3 separate regions of the Homo sapiens genome follow, and all the other regions are linked to region 2. Evidence: chromatin contacts called from ENCODE Hi-C or POLR2A ChIA-PET data. All regions are on one chromosome and are shown on one strand. The core of a region is the stretch at or near the end of the contact, and the rest is flanking DNA. Distances in the headings are between cores, read along the strand shown. Region 1 overlaps RFX3 (regulatory factor X3). Region 2 has its middle 40 kb from the start of GLIS3. Region 3 has its middle 64 kb from the start of RFX3-DT.

What was found. Hi-C counts contacts between places; a loop is a spot of excess contacts on that map. ChIA-PET counts read pairs that join two places held with the same protein, here RNA polymerase II (POLR2A). Pooled maps may share reads with other maps.
Region 1: a pooled map shows a loop between it and region 2 (2.8-fold over the local background). The contact joins two enhancer-like sites. A Hi-C loop is called at or near these places in 4 of 50 pooled maps. POLR2A ChIA-PET finds 5 or more read pairs at or near these places in 2 of 52 experiments (HEK293 and activated CD4-positive, alpha-beta T cell).
Region 3: a map of CD4-positive, alpha-beta memory T cell shows a loop between it and region 2 (32-fold over the local background). The contact joins two enhancer-like sites. A Hi-C loop is called at or near these places in 54 of 168 maps with a recorded cell type or tissue (CD14-positive monocyte, CD4-positive, alpha-beta T cell, CD4-positive, alpha-beta memory T cell and 32 more), 35 of 37 single-sample maps with no recorded cell type and 46 of 50 pooled maps. POLR2A ChIA-PET finds 5 or more read pairs at or near these places in 2 of 52 experiments (A673 and MCF 10A).

Annotation. Positions count from the first base shown.
Region 1 is chr9:3,395,700-3,400,306 of GRCh38, reverse strand. All of the region lies in intron 1 of RFX3 (regulatory factor X3), which reads left to right. Among named protein-coding and RNA genes, the nearest start is that of RFX3, 130 kb to the left of the region's middle. Within about 2 kb of position 1,971, at least 7 of the 41 ENCODE cell types and tissues checked have a DNase peak (open chromatin) inside an H3K27ac peak, as active enhancers do.
Region 2 is chr9:4,337,564-4,342,037 of GRCh38, reverse strand. It overlaps a transcript of GLIS3 not described here. Among named protein-coding and RNA genes, the nearest start is that of GLIS3, 40 kb to the right of the region's middle. RefSeq lists an enhancer at 2,355-2,649. Within about 2 kb of position 2,502, at least 4 of the 41 ENCODE cell types and tissues checked have a DNase peak (open chromatin) inside an H3K27ac peak, as active enhancers do.
Region 3 is chr9:3,730,075-3,734,672 of GRCh38, reverse strand. No RefSeq gene overlaps it. Among named protein-coding and RNA genes, the nearest start is that of RFX3-DT, 64 kb to the right of the region's middle. Within about 2 kb of position 1,917, at least 8 of the 41 ENCODE cell types and tissues checked have a DNase peak (open chromatin) inside an H3K27ac peak, as active enhancers do.

The DNA of each region.
Region 1 (4,607 bases), core at 722-3,221, 940 kb after region 2:
CCCTACTCTATTCTATAAGATTCCTCCTATTAAGTAGTTGACAACTTTTTCTTTTCTTCCTGTCTCATTCTAAAAATTCATCAGTTTGCCTTTCTTACTTGTCTTTGTGCAGCGTCTGTATGGCCTTCGGTAAGTGATGTAACATCTCTGGGCCTCAGTTAACTCATCTTTAAAATAAGGAAAATCATAGTTTTAATCTAGTGATACATCTATTGATAAAATCACTAGTTTTAATCTAGTGATACATTTCTAGCAGTAAAATGGTCTAAACTTGGGTATTACTTTTCTGTGTAAAATTAATATAAATGTCATCAATATTGTTTCAAACCCAAAAAGCAATTTTCTTTTTTTTTTTTTTGAGACGGAGTCTTGCTCTGTCATCCAGGCTGGAGTGCAGTGGAATGATCTTGGCTCACCGCAACCTCTGCCTCCCAGGTTCAAGTGACTCTCCTGCTGCAGCCTCCTGAGTAGCTGGGATTACAGGCATGCACCACCATGCCTGGCTAATTTTTGTATTTTAGTAGAGGCGGGGTTTCACCATGTTGTTCAGGCTGGTCTCAAACTCCTGACCTCGAGATCTGCCCCACTTGGCCTCCCAAAGTGCTGGGATTACAAGCGTGAGCCACTGCCCCCGGCCCCCTCAAAAAGCAATTTTCTACTTCAATCTTTATATGTAGAAATAGATTTCTGATTACCCTCAAAAGAGTCACAAACTCAAATGCCTATAGAGGCCATTCAATTGAAAAGAGTATAACCATTTAAATAATTTGCCTATAGAACACATAATATGTGCTCACCTCTTTAAAATTTTCAGATGTTTCAAGAAATTCTGGAAATTTGTTTCTTTTTTGTTTTTTGTTTTGAGACGGAGTTTTGGTCTTGTCGCCCAGGCTGGAGTGCAATGATGAGATCTCAGCTCACTGCAACCTCTGCCTCCCAAGTTCAAGGGATTCTCCTGTCTCAGCCTCCATAGTAGCTGGGATTACAGGTGCCCACCACCATGACCAGCTGATTTTTTTTTTTTTTTTTTTTTAAGCAGAGACAGGGTTTCACCGTATTGTCCAGGGTGGTCTTGAACTCCTGACCTCAGGTGATTCACCCACCTTGGCCTCCCAAAGTGTTGGGATTACAGGCATGAACCACTGTGCCCGGCCTGGAAATTTGTTTTTTAGTTCAAAGTTTTCTGATTTTTAAATGTTAGCAATTAAGAATTTTGTAATCACTCTGAGTCAAACAAAACCCGAGTGGGGAGTCAAATGTAGTCCATAGAAGGCCAATTTCCAAATCTATGCCTTTTATCTTCTGATATGCTCTCCCAGGTGGCTTATTGGGAGTTGTTAAGAATTACTTTAAAGGTAGTTTTAATTTTTTTTTTTTTTTTTTTTTTTTTTTATTATACTCTAAGTTTTAGGGTACATGTGCACATTGTGCAGGTTAGTTACATATGTATACATGGTAGTTTTAATTTTTAAAGAGAACTTTTTTCTTTACATTCTTGCATGTGTTTGATCTAAAACAGTTGATGTCAAAGTGTGGGTCATAGACCAAAAAAAGTATGTAGAGTAGTCTGTAATACAATGTATGTGCAAACAAGTTAGACTCTGGAACATTCCCATCCAGCTCTGGGGGAAATAGGAGGCAGATTTAGTGCGAGTGACATCATTGTAAGAAACTCATCTACTCTTAGTTGAACAGCTTAAAGGAGAAGCTATAACTGGCAACGCTGTCTTCCTCATCTGTACACTAAACTGACAGAGGCCACCAGCCATCTTGGAGTTGACAAGAGAGGCTGAAAAAGACCTCACAGAAGATGATATCTAATGTCTGGTTCATTCCTTATTCTTTGCAGAAAAGCATTGCCTCACTCTTACTAATAGTTCCTCTGCTATAGCACAAATGGCATATAAATGTGTAATAAATCAAAGGACCCTGGCTTTTGCTTTCTTTTTTAGGGATTTTTTTTTTTTGTTTCCTGTCTGTGGTAGAAGAAAGAGGAAGAGGCACAGACTGGGTTCTTAATTTGTGTATTCTCTCCCCAAATTTTGAGAACTATTGGTCCTCTAGTAATACTCGTTAGGCAAGAATTTTGTGTAGTAAAAAATAGTGTCATTCTCAAACATTTTTGGTCATTTCTGTGGTCTTAATGCTGGTTCAAAGATTGTGTGTGTGTGTGTGTTTGGAGATCAGTACTACATTTAAATAAACCACCATTTGTGAGATTTCACATAAAAATCTGGACTTTCAGTTTCTTTCGGAAAATGGAAGGAAGTTTCCCACATACTCACAATATGCTGGAGCTGAGCATTAGCTAACCCATCTAGGAGTATTAGCCACTGAATTGATCACTTTCCATTTATTTTGTAAACCCCTAGCCACTTCTGCTCTCTGTGCCTGAGGTTCCTCATTTGTAAATGCAGATTATAGTCATACCAACTGCATTGAGTTGTTACATGGATTCATTTTTAAATTAATAAATATATCAAGCACTTAAAAGAATTCTTAGCGTGTGTTGAACAATCAGTGCTAGTTGTTACTGCTATACCTTTTGCATGTACAAGGTTTATTGTGCTGCTTTAGGGGTTTCACTAACAAAAGAATGAGAAAATAATCCCCTAAAAAGATGCCAATGTCAAAGTGTAGAAAGAAAATTAAGCACAGAGTCAAAGTGAAAAAGCCCAGTCCCAAGTCTACTCCTGTCACCTTGAACAAGTCTCTTAATCTCTCTGGGTTTTAGGTTCCTCGTTTACAAAATAAGAAGAATAGATGCATTGTCTTCAGAGGTCCGTTTCTGAAATTGAATATGATTGAAGGTTTTGGGGGAAAATTAGAAGAAGTCATGCTGTGACAACAGATGCCAAGAGGGGTTAATTTTCTCCTTGAAAAACTGAATACTCTTTCAAAAATTTCTTAGTTAAAAATTAATGTTCACTGTATTTCATATAGATTTAAACTATGATGCAGTGCTTTTCTTATGCTACCAATTAAACACTGTTTCTCTTGCTCCATTCCTCCAGGAAAGAAAACTAGAAATCTGGTCTTTGCTCAATAGCAAGGAAATTCATATTTCTTTTATTGAATGCATAAGTAGTAAAAGGGGATGTCAAGGCCAGGAAGCCGGAGAAAGCATACCTGTTAGAGTAAACAATGGCAGGTCAGGCAAAACTGAGAAACGTGGCATGTTTAATTGTGAATGAGAGAAAGTACATGTCTTTGTTTACAAATCTCATTTACATGATAGTAGTCTCCCTCATCTTTCAACTGTATTAAATGTTATGGATTTGGGGCTATCTTTGTATAAGACTATAATCGAATTTTGATTTTAGTACCATATTATACCATACACAAAATTAGTTAACTTGATTCTTTGGCTAAGTTTAGGGCATATCAGTTGGCTTTTGGATATACGTTAATTGTTTTAGATCACCAAATAGTAAGTTTTAAAGTTGGAAAGGACCTTAGAAATGATTTACTCTATTTATGCAGCCAAAAGACACATGAAAAAATGCTCATCATCACTGGCGATCAGAGAAATGCAAATCAAAACCACAATGAGATACCATCTCACACCAGTTAGAATGGCAATCATTAAAAAGTCAGGAAACAGCAGGTGCTGGAGAGGATGTGGAGAAATAGGAACACTTTTACACTGTTGATGGGACCATAAACTAGTTCAACCATTGTGGAAGTCAGTGTGGCGATTCCTCAGGGATCTAGAACTAGAAATACCATTTGACCCAGCCATCCCGTTACTGGGTATATACCCAAAGGATTATAAGTCATGCTGCTATAAAGACACACGAACACATATGTTTACTGCGGCACTATTCACAACAGCAAAGACTCGGAACCAAGCCAAATGTCCAACAATGATAGACTGGATTAAGAAAATGTGGCACATATACACCATGGAATACTATGCAGCCATAAAAAATGATGAGTTAATGTCCTTTGTAGGGACACGGATGAAGCTGGAAACCATCATTCTCAGCAAACTATTGCAAGGACAAAAAACCAAACACCGCATGTTCTCACTCATAGGTGGGAATTGAACAATGAGAACACATGGACACAGGAAGGAGAACATCACACATCGGGGCCTGTTGTGGGGTGGAGGGGAGGGGGGAGGCATAGCATTAGGAGATATACCTAATGTTAAATGACGAGTTAATGGGTATAGCACACCAACATGGCACACGTATACATATGTAACTAACCTGCACATTGTGCACATGTACCCTAAAACAAAGTATAAAAAAAAAAAAGAAATGATTTACTCTAAATTATATTCTGGTGACATCCTGACAGCCTATAAAAGTGTCAAGAAAGTAGAATTCATGACACTTACATCCAGGTAGGGTTTGTGTTCTGAGAATTAAGAACATTTTGATATAATTTTGGATGATAGTTTATAAAGGGATTTAAACAATTTATAACAAATGAGATAGAAGGTAGCTTTCAATGAAATTTAACCTGGATAGTCTCAGGATAAGAGGTGCTAATGGGAATTTTTTTAAAGAATGTGGATTAGTAATTATTTATAAAGTGGTCAGAATGACCATACACATGCACGGACTGTCATGGTAGTATGTTGGGATAAGAGGTATGAG
Region 2 (4,474 bases), core at 1,253-3,752:
TGGGAGAAAATATTTGCAAAGTATGCATCCAACAAAGGTCTAATATCCAGAATCCACAAGGAACTTAAGCAAATTAACAAGCAAAAACATACATCCCCATTAAAAGATGGGCAAAGGACATGAACAGATACTTCTCAAAAGAAGACATATACGTGGTCAACAAGCATGTAGTATGCTTAACTGTTATGAGATTTAATCAGTAACGTGGGAAAAAGGTGATGACAGAAAAAAAAGCGGAGATCCCATTTGTTGGCCATGGGATCTAATGCTGAAGTGGAGGAATTTTCCTTAGAACTGATTGCTTGTTCATAGGAGGGAAGGCAGAGTACCTGGGCACAGTTATCAGAGCTGGCCAGAGGCACTGGTTGTAAGACTGTGGTCTTTTTCTATTGGTTTTCAAATTATCAATAAATGGGATGAGCTTGGATTGGATGCATTGGATGGAAGTGAGTATAGGTGAGGAAGTGCTAGGGGTCTGAGGACAGAAGAGAATGAGGGAAATAAGTCATGGAGGAGAGTGGGAGAAAAAATGATATAGGGCAGCATTAAGGATCTACTGGAGATCAGTGACCTTGAATGTGAAATGAGACAAGTCTTCACAATGGTGAGTTTTTCTCCAGCACACAATGAGCTGTGTGCACATCAGCCTGGAGAAGAAGGAGAGTTGATTTGAACAGGGTCAGATGTTGCCTGATAACTACAAGTGTGTAATCCCAGGGTAATAGAGCTTATCTTTCACTCGTGTGAGTGCAAGCCAGGAGAGCTTTAAGCTCCAGTGATGCCAGATAGGTTGGAAATGGCTGAAGAAGAAGTGGAAGTAGATGGATAGAGAGCAGTCTTGTTTTGTCCTAGAGAGTATTGCACAAGCCTGTGGATCAGATAATGCAACTAGGAAAGTCTGTCCCCAAAAAGGAAACACATAAGTTCTAAGCATACCATTGGACCAGAAGAGATAACAGATCATTTGGATTAGAGGGAAGAAAGACTTGCAGTCCAGAGGCTATTCAAGGATGTCAGATGCCAGTTGTGGGTGTTTGCAGAGTTGCTAAAATATCAGGTGAGGCCAGGCACGGTGGCTCACACCTATAATCCCAGCACTTTGGGAGGCCGAGGCAGGTGTTTGAGACCAGCCTGGCCAACATGGCGAAACCCCATCTATACTAATAATACAAAAATTAGCCAGGAGGGGTCACCCACACCTATAATCCTAGCTACTTGGGTGGCTGAGGCAGGGACAATTGCTTGAACCCAGGAGGCGGAGGTTCAGTGAGTTGAGATAGTGCCACTGAACTCCAGCCTGGGTGATGGGTGACAGAGCGAGACTCTGTCTCCAAAAAAATTAAACAAAAACAAGAATCAGGTGGGATCTGGTTCCGACAACGGTCTCCAGGTTCAAGTGTCCATGGTGGTTAATAGCGTGGATGTGGAGATGAGCACATGGACCATCACCCTCACTCCCTCATTCCTGCTGTCCTGCCACCACAAATACACAGAAGCTTAACCCTAGACCCAGGAACCATCCGGGCAAGGAGAACAGGGATGGAGGATGCATCCTGAAAGATGAGGAATTTGCCCCAAAGACACTGGGTAAGACAAAATAAAAGAATGTTTCATCCTGGAATTGAGTTGCCTTTTAATTGGGAAGTTGAAGTTTTCCCCCACCCCCTCACTTCTATTCAGCTCAAAAGTCAGATGACATCAGTCATGGCAAATAAAGGAAAATGACATACTTTTTTTTTTTTTTCTCATTTGATTTGTAATTCCTAAACTTCTATCTGGGTACAGACGTTTTGGATTATTCAGAGATTTAAAAAATACATACTAACTCTGTTCCCCTGTGGTAATTAAAAGTTGGCCATGTAAGAAAGAAAATATTAAAAGTATGGAGAAGGCTGTAGAAAAAGGGAATAGATCCAGAGATTCTAGGGGAATATCAACCTCATGCTAAGCCAAGCCGTGAGGACATGGTGAATTCACTGATGAGCAAGAAGCAAAGCCGCTTGTCAGCTGGTATTAAATGTTGACTTCTCCCTAGTCTTTGTGTCTTGGTCAATACCAAATGAGAGAATGTTTGCTCTTAAGTTCACTCTAGGAAACTACCCACCAAAAACTTGCTTTACCTTTCTGTCTCTTTTCTTTTCCTTTCCTTTCCTTTCCCTCCCCCTCCCCTCCCCCACCCCTCCCCTACCCCCTCCCCTCCCCTCCCCCTCCCCCCTCCCCCTCCCCTCCCCTCCCCCTTCCCTCCCCCTACAGTTTCTGGTTCTCTGGGCACGTTTTGATCCCAGTGAGAAGCTTCTTTTGTACCAAACTTCCCAAATCCCATCATTGCATTGTTATCTGGCTTTGAAATGTCACTGTGGCATCTCCACCCTTGCTTGGGAAACTTTGCTCAATGAAAAGTCTGATTAGCTTTACCTGACCCTAAATACACACAACAGAGACGGATCACAGAAGGACCAGAAGCAACAGGTTGGAGAGGTTCTTTCCGGTTAGCAATCCAAACCTCTGCACCTATTTGGCCTCTAGGCGGCGCCAGCCCTTCAAAAAACAAGGCTGTTTATGTAACAGATTGGCAGTTTGAACGTCTATATAAATGTCATTCTTTAAAAATAAAGACGAAACTCTCAGTTAACTTAAACAGGAGCAAATTAAAAAGTAGAGTGAAGCATGTATTTCATGAACACAATTCATCGGCTGTCTTTGGTACTTCAAAATGAAACATTTTCTCCAAATAACTGGCACCCTCCCACTGGCTTTAGCTACATAGTGACAAAACAACAGATCAATTCACTTCAGTGAAGAAGACAAATCCAGTCATTGAGGACTGGCTTCATGTGACTTACACACCTGGGGACAGAATTCTATCTATGCCACCAAATATATAAGCCAAGCCACTAAATCATGACTGAGGTGTTGAGTTTATCCTCCCAAACATATCGAGGTAGTGTTGTATGGACAGTCTCAATTGTTTTGAACATGATTATTTTGCTTCATGAACTCACCAGGAGGGTCCTTGAAATGCCGCTTTTCAACATAGTTTTAAGGGTAAGCCTGTAACACATAAAGCCGTCTCATTTTGAAGGCTTTGTGTCCTTGTGTGTTAATGCAGAATCTCAATCTTAGCTTCAAAATGGAATCACTTGGGGAGCTTTAAAAAAAATCCCAAGACTCAGGCACATACCCCAAACCAATTAAATAAGGATCTCTGGAGCTGGGACCCAAGCAACAGTGCTTTTTCCAGGCTCCTTAGGTGATACAATATGAGGCTATATTTTTGGTTCCTCTACTTTCTACTTGCAGCTCCTTCTCCCATGGGGCTGGCTACAGGAACCAATCTCCAGTACTTACACTATTTTCCCCCAGTTCCTTTTTCTCCCTGGGTCTGTCCCCAAACTTCATGCAGAACAATGCCTGTGAACAAGTCACATGCCCTTTAGATTCTTCCAGACCTATTTGAAATTCAGTGGTAGCCACATCTTGACTTCAAGTTTGGGGCCCTATACAGTCATTGACTAGTAGATATGAACAGTACCTCATAGGTTGTCTAGTATGGTGACTCCCAAATACCAGTCCTGAGCTGAATTCTCATCCTGAATAAGAATAATCCAGGGAGCTTGTTTAAAAAATTGTGTGTGTGTGTGTGTGTGTATGTGTGTGTGTGTGTGTGTGTACACACATATATAATAGAAATCCATCTATCTCTCTATATATACGTATAATTTTGTTACCAGAAAGTCTCATTCAGTAGGTCTACAGAAAGACCTGAAAGCTGTGTTTTAACAAGCTAAGCTTAAAGGAAACTCATCTAGTCCAACACTGCCAACACATAGCAGCAGCAAAATCTCAATGGGATATGCCTTGTTCAAGGAAACTTGTCTAGTCAGGAGAAGCGATAGGATTAGAATCAGGTGTCCTGACTCCTGTGAAAAGAAGTCATGCTATGGACAAATACAGTTTTTGCATTTCAAAACTAAACACACACACACACACACACACACACACACACACACACAGCCTTGCCAATCTTACCAGTTAGACATTAGAGAAAGAGCAAACCATCCTGGGAAATCAGATCTGGGTCCTAGCTCCTGCTTGGTCACATAAGCTGTGTGGTTTGGGGCAAATATTTTCATCTCTTTGAACCCCAGTTTCTTCATCTTTCAAATGGGGGTAATAGTTGCCTCATAGAGTTTTGTGAGGATTAAATGATACAACATATCTGAAAGATGGATAGTGGAGCCTGGTACTGAGTAAACAAAACTGGTTGCTACCACCTCTACTATTATGCTACTATTGTGATCATTATTATGAACATTAATCAGCTTTTGTCTGGCCTTGTGATATGGTAGAATGAGTCAGATATTGGCCCAAAGGGATCCTCCATGTTCTTTTACTTCAGTGATGCTTGAGGCCCTTGTCCAACTCAGCATGTCAGAAAAAATGACCGGAAGGAGCCTGAAGCTTTTTGTTTGTT
Region 3 (4,598 bases), core at 668-3,167, 610 kb after region 2:
GCTCCTAAAGGCAGCGTGGACCCAAAGAGCGAGCAGCAGCAAGAGTTCCTGCAAAGAGCGAAAGAACAAAGCTTCCACACAGCGAAGGAAGACCTGAGGGGATTGCCACTGCTGGCTCGGGCAGCCTGCTTTTATTCTCTTATCTGGCCCCGCCCACCCCCCCCCACATCCTGCTGATTGGTCCATTTTACAGAGAGCTGATTGGTCCGTTTTGACAGGGTGCTGACTGGTGCATTTACAATCCCCGAGCTAGACACAAAGTTTGCCACCTCCCCACCAGAGTAGCTAGATACAGTGTCCACTGGTGCATTCACAACCCCTGAGCTAGACACGGGGTGCCGATTGGTGTGTTTGCAAACCTTGAGCTAGATACAGAGTGCCGATTGGTGTATTTACAATCCTTTAGCTAGACATAAAGGTTCTCCAAGTCCCCACCAGACTCAGGAGCCCAGCTGGCTTCACCCAGTGGATCCCGCACTCAGCCGCAGGTGGAGCTGCCTGCCAGTCCCGCGCCGTGTGCCCGCGCTCCTCAGCCCTTGGGCGGTCGATGGGACTGGGCGCCGTGGAGTAGGGGGCGGCGCTCGTCGGGGAGACTCCGGCCGCACAGGAGCCCACGGAGTGGGGGGAGGCTCAGGCATGGCGGGCTGCAGGTCCCGAGCCCTGCCCCGCAGGGAAGCAGCTAAGGCCGGGCGAGAAATTGAGCACAGCAGCTGCTGGCCCAGGTGCTAAGCCCCTCACTGCCCGGGGATTGCCGGCTGGTCGGCTGCTCCGAGTGCGGGCCCGCTGAGCCCACGCCCACCCGGAACTCGCGCTGGCCCGCAAGCGCCGCGCGCAGCCCCGGTTCCGGCCTGCGCGTCTCCCTCCACACCTCCCTGCAAGCTGAGGGAGCAGGCTCCGGCCTTGGCCAGCCCAGAAAGGGGCTCCGTCAGTGCAGCGGCGGGCTGGAGGGCTCCTCGAGCGGGGCCAGAGTGGGCGCCAAGGCCGAGGAGGCGCCGAAAGCGAGCGAGGGCTGCGAGGGCTGTCAGCAGGTTGTCACCTCTCAATACCACTGATTCATAAATAGAAGCTATGTTCCCCTGGGAAGAAGCTATAAGCTGAATCCACTCCTCGTTGTGGCTGAAATATGTCTCACTTTTGAGCTTTCAAAGGATGCAATCTGGTTTATTCAGAGGATAGAGGTAAGAAAGTATCAAACTACTTGCAATAGCTATGTACTAAAGGTATTTAAGGGTGCTTCACAGAAAACTGAGATAGGAACTGCGGGCTGCACAAAAGGTGGTATTCAATCCAGACATCAGGTTCACCAAGACCCATGAGATCCTACCCGTGCCAGAAACAAAATCTTCATTGAAAACTTTCATTATTTACTTGCTCAACAGGGACTAAAAAGTCCCAGCCTAGTGTTAACTGGTTCATCTGGTGACCTGATCTGGCCCTCTGTGACCCGTTACTAAGTGAAATCTAACAGAAGTGAACCGTGACCCATTTGTTTTCCAAGCATGCAATTTGGTTCATGAATCTAGAAAACAATAGTGTGAAAAGCCTTTCACTTTCTAACTTTGGAAAATGATTATTTTTTAAAAACCTAATTAGATACCATGTTTCCTCTCTCTCTTTTTTTTTAAATAAGTTAGTTTAGTTAGAAAAGGCATTTCTGTGATGCATCTAATGGACTTGCTTGCTGCAGTGTGCTGGTAGAAATCTATAAAGAGTAAGTGCTGGGGGTGGGCCTGGAGTGGTGGGGAGAAGGAAAGCAAGCCACATCTCCTGATGCACAATTCTAAAGAATCCAGTGGTTCTTGAGTGTATATAGAGAGTACATATGAGTCAACAAGTAGACAAAGAAAATCCAGACCTTTGATGACCCCTGGTGAATAAACTAAGCACTGCATTGAAATGCAGCTAGAGCCACAGACTTCCGTGCAGGCAAGCCTCTGGAATGGCTCCTCTCTCGAGTAAGGCAAAAGGTTTTTTCTCCCCCAAATGCCTGTTTCATTTGTATTACAGACATACCTTACATACTTGAGGCATCGTTATCCTTCTGAACAATTCTCATGTTGGTGATCTCTGTTGGTAGAGACTAAGAAATGTGTATCCAACACTACTTTCTATTTGTGCTGTGACCTCTTAGACCCGAACAGTGTTATTCATGGAACACTGAAGAATTCAGTGACCTCCATAAAGCAAGATCTGTAACTATCTTTCAGATTAGGTATCTATTTATTATTTTTATGGAATAATTATAAAGAATAAATCAACCATCTTACATCACTCAAATTTAAGATCAGAGTTTAAAGATAATCACTTGTCTATAACTGCTGAGTACCGGGTAAAATACTCTTCTAGGCAGCAAAAGTCTGCATTTTTGTAAACAGCTGTGTGTGACCAGCATGTGGTACATGCGAGCCAGAAAGCAGGCTGTATTTTGTCAGCTTGTAGAAGAGAAGGGAAATTTGCCATTGTAAAAGAAGGAAGCAGAGAGGGGAGGTGCAGAGACTGAAATATTTTTATTGTACACCCCAGGCGTCCAATTATAAAAGAAATGTCAAATCCCTATTTGTAATAATCCAGAATGGAACCTACCTGGTAAAGTTATATAGAGTGGAATACAAAACAGTTTATACTGTTAATACAGTTTAGCTTATCAGTTATTTGCGTACCATAACTATTGGCTTTTAAGTTTTTGTTGCCTGAACAGGAAATATTTTTTATATCTCTCAGATTGGTGTACGCAGGGTGCTGAATTGCTGAGTTTATTCCTGCTCCCTTCACCCTTTTTAATCACCACAGACTAAGGAGTGCCTTTTTTCTCTGCTATGGTTTGAATGTTCCCTCCAAAACCCATGCTGACATTTAATTTCCAATAAAATGGTATTGGGGAGTGGGGCCTTTGAGAAGTGATGAGGTCATGAGGGCTCTGCCTGGTGAATGGATTAATGCTGTTACAGGAGTGGATTAGTTATCTCAGAAGTGGGGTCCTGATCAAAGGGTAAGTTTGGCCCCCATTTTCTCTCCACCTCATGCACTTGCTCACCACATAATGCCTTCTGCCACGGATGATGCATGGGAAGGCCCTCACCAGATGCTGGGGCCATGCTATTGGACTTCCTAGCCTCCAGAGCTGTGAGCCAAATCAACTTCTTTTTTAAAATGAATTACCCAGCCTGTGATATTCTGTTAAAACAGCAGAAAATGGACTAATAAAATCTCTTTAAAAATGAACTAAATTAAATTTTTAAAGAAATACAAAGCATTACGTATTCCAAATATGTGCTTCAGCTTCATGGGTAGGCATCTCAGTCTCTCCACTGGGATTACAGGGGCTCAAGTAAACATAAGTCATCACTTTCTTATGTGGCCTTCAGCATAGTCCTTCTGGATGAGGAGGTTGGCATTCAGGAAATTTAATCAAAAGCCAGAGGTCTAAAATTTCAAAGGTGGAAAGTATCTTAGAAGTTGTTTAGTTTAATTCCTCCACTTAGTTTGAACATGAGAAAACTGAAACCTAGAATTGGGTGATGTTTCTAATACAGCACAACTAAACACAGATCTGTTTCTTCCCAGTCTAGCTGTCTGTCCTTTCCATCACTCTGCCTTCTTTGGGGCATGTTGAACATTCTGTGCCTTTATAGAGGACAGCCATGTCACCCTTGGGAGTATCGAGTAAATTGTTAAATTAGGAAATGAAGTGAAGAGGGGATATAATGAAACGTTAATAAGAATTTAAGAAACAACTCAATTTGGAGGAACATTTATACAATTTTCAGTTTCTTTTTCAAATTAGAAAAAGTAGTTTTGATTCTAACCACAAAGTCCATTTGTGTTTATTACTTCATTGCATGTTTTAATGACAAGTTATAGCATTATATATAGCACATTATAATGTGAAAGGTATGTCATGATACTATTATTGGTGTGATTAGGTATGTGTCCCACCATGTGGCTGAAGGACAAACAAATTACTAAGAATTTATGCACTGTGTGTCTCATTGTTACAAGTATTTTCTGAGACTTTTAACCCGGATATGACACATTTTGAAATCTTTATCTCATGTTTGAAGTTCGCTCATCTTTCATTTCTATATGAAGTACATATCCCAATTGAGTAAATGTAGCATTAAAAAGTCTCTTGGGGCTGGGTGTGTTGGTCATGCCTGTCATCCCAGTGCTTTTGGAGTCTGAGGCAGGAAGATCACTTGAAGCCAGGTGTTGAAGACCACCCTGTGTAACAGAGCAAGACCCCATCTCTACAAAAACATTTTAAATTAGCCAGATATGGTGGCATGCACCTGTAGTCCTAGATACTCAGGAGGCTGAGACAGAGAATTTCTTGAGCCCAGGAGTTCGAGGTTAGTGAGCCATAATTACACCACAGCATTCTGGCCTGAGCAACAGTGAGACTCTGTCTCTAAAAGAAAAGAAAAGGCTCTCCAGTATGCCACTGAGGCAGAAAAGTATCTGTGTATAAAGTGTTGGAAGATATGTCCAAATGCCTTCAAACTAAAAGTCATGGGCTCTAAGCCACCAAATACAACATAGGACTATTCACCCCAGATTCAATGAATCCTTCCTTTCAAAAGATCAGCTGGACATGATAT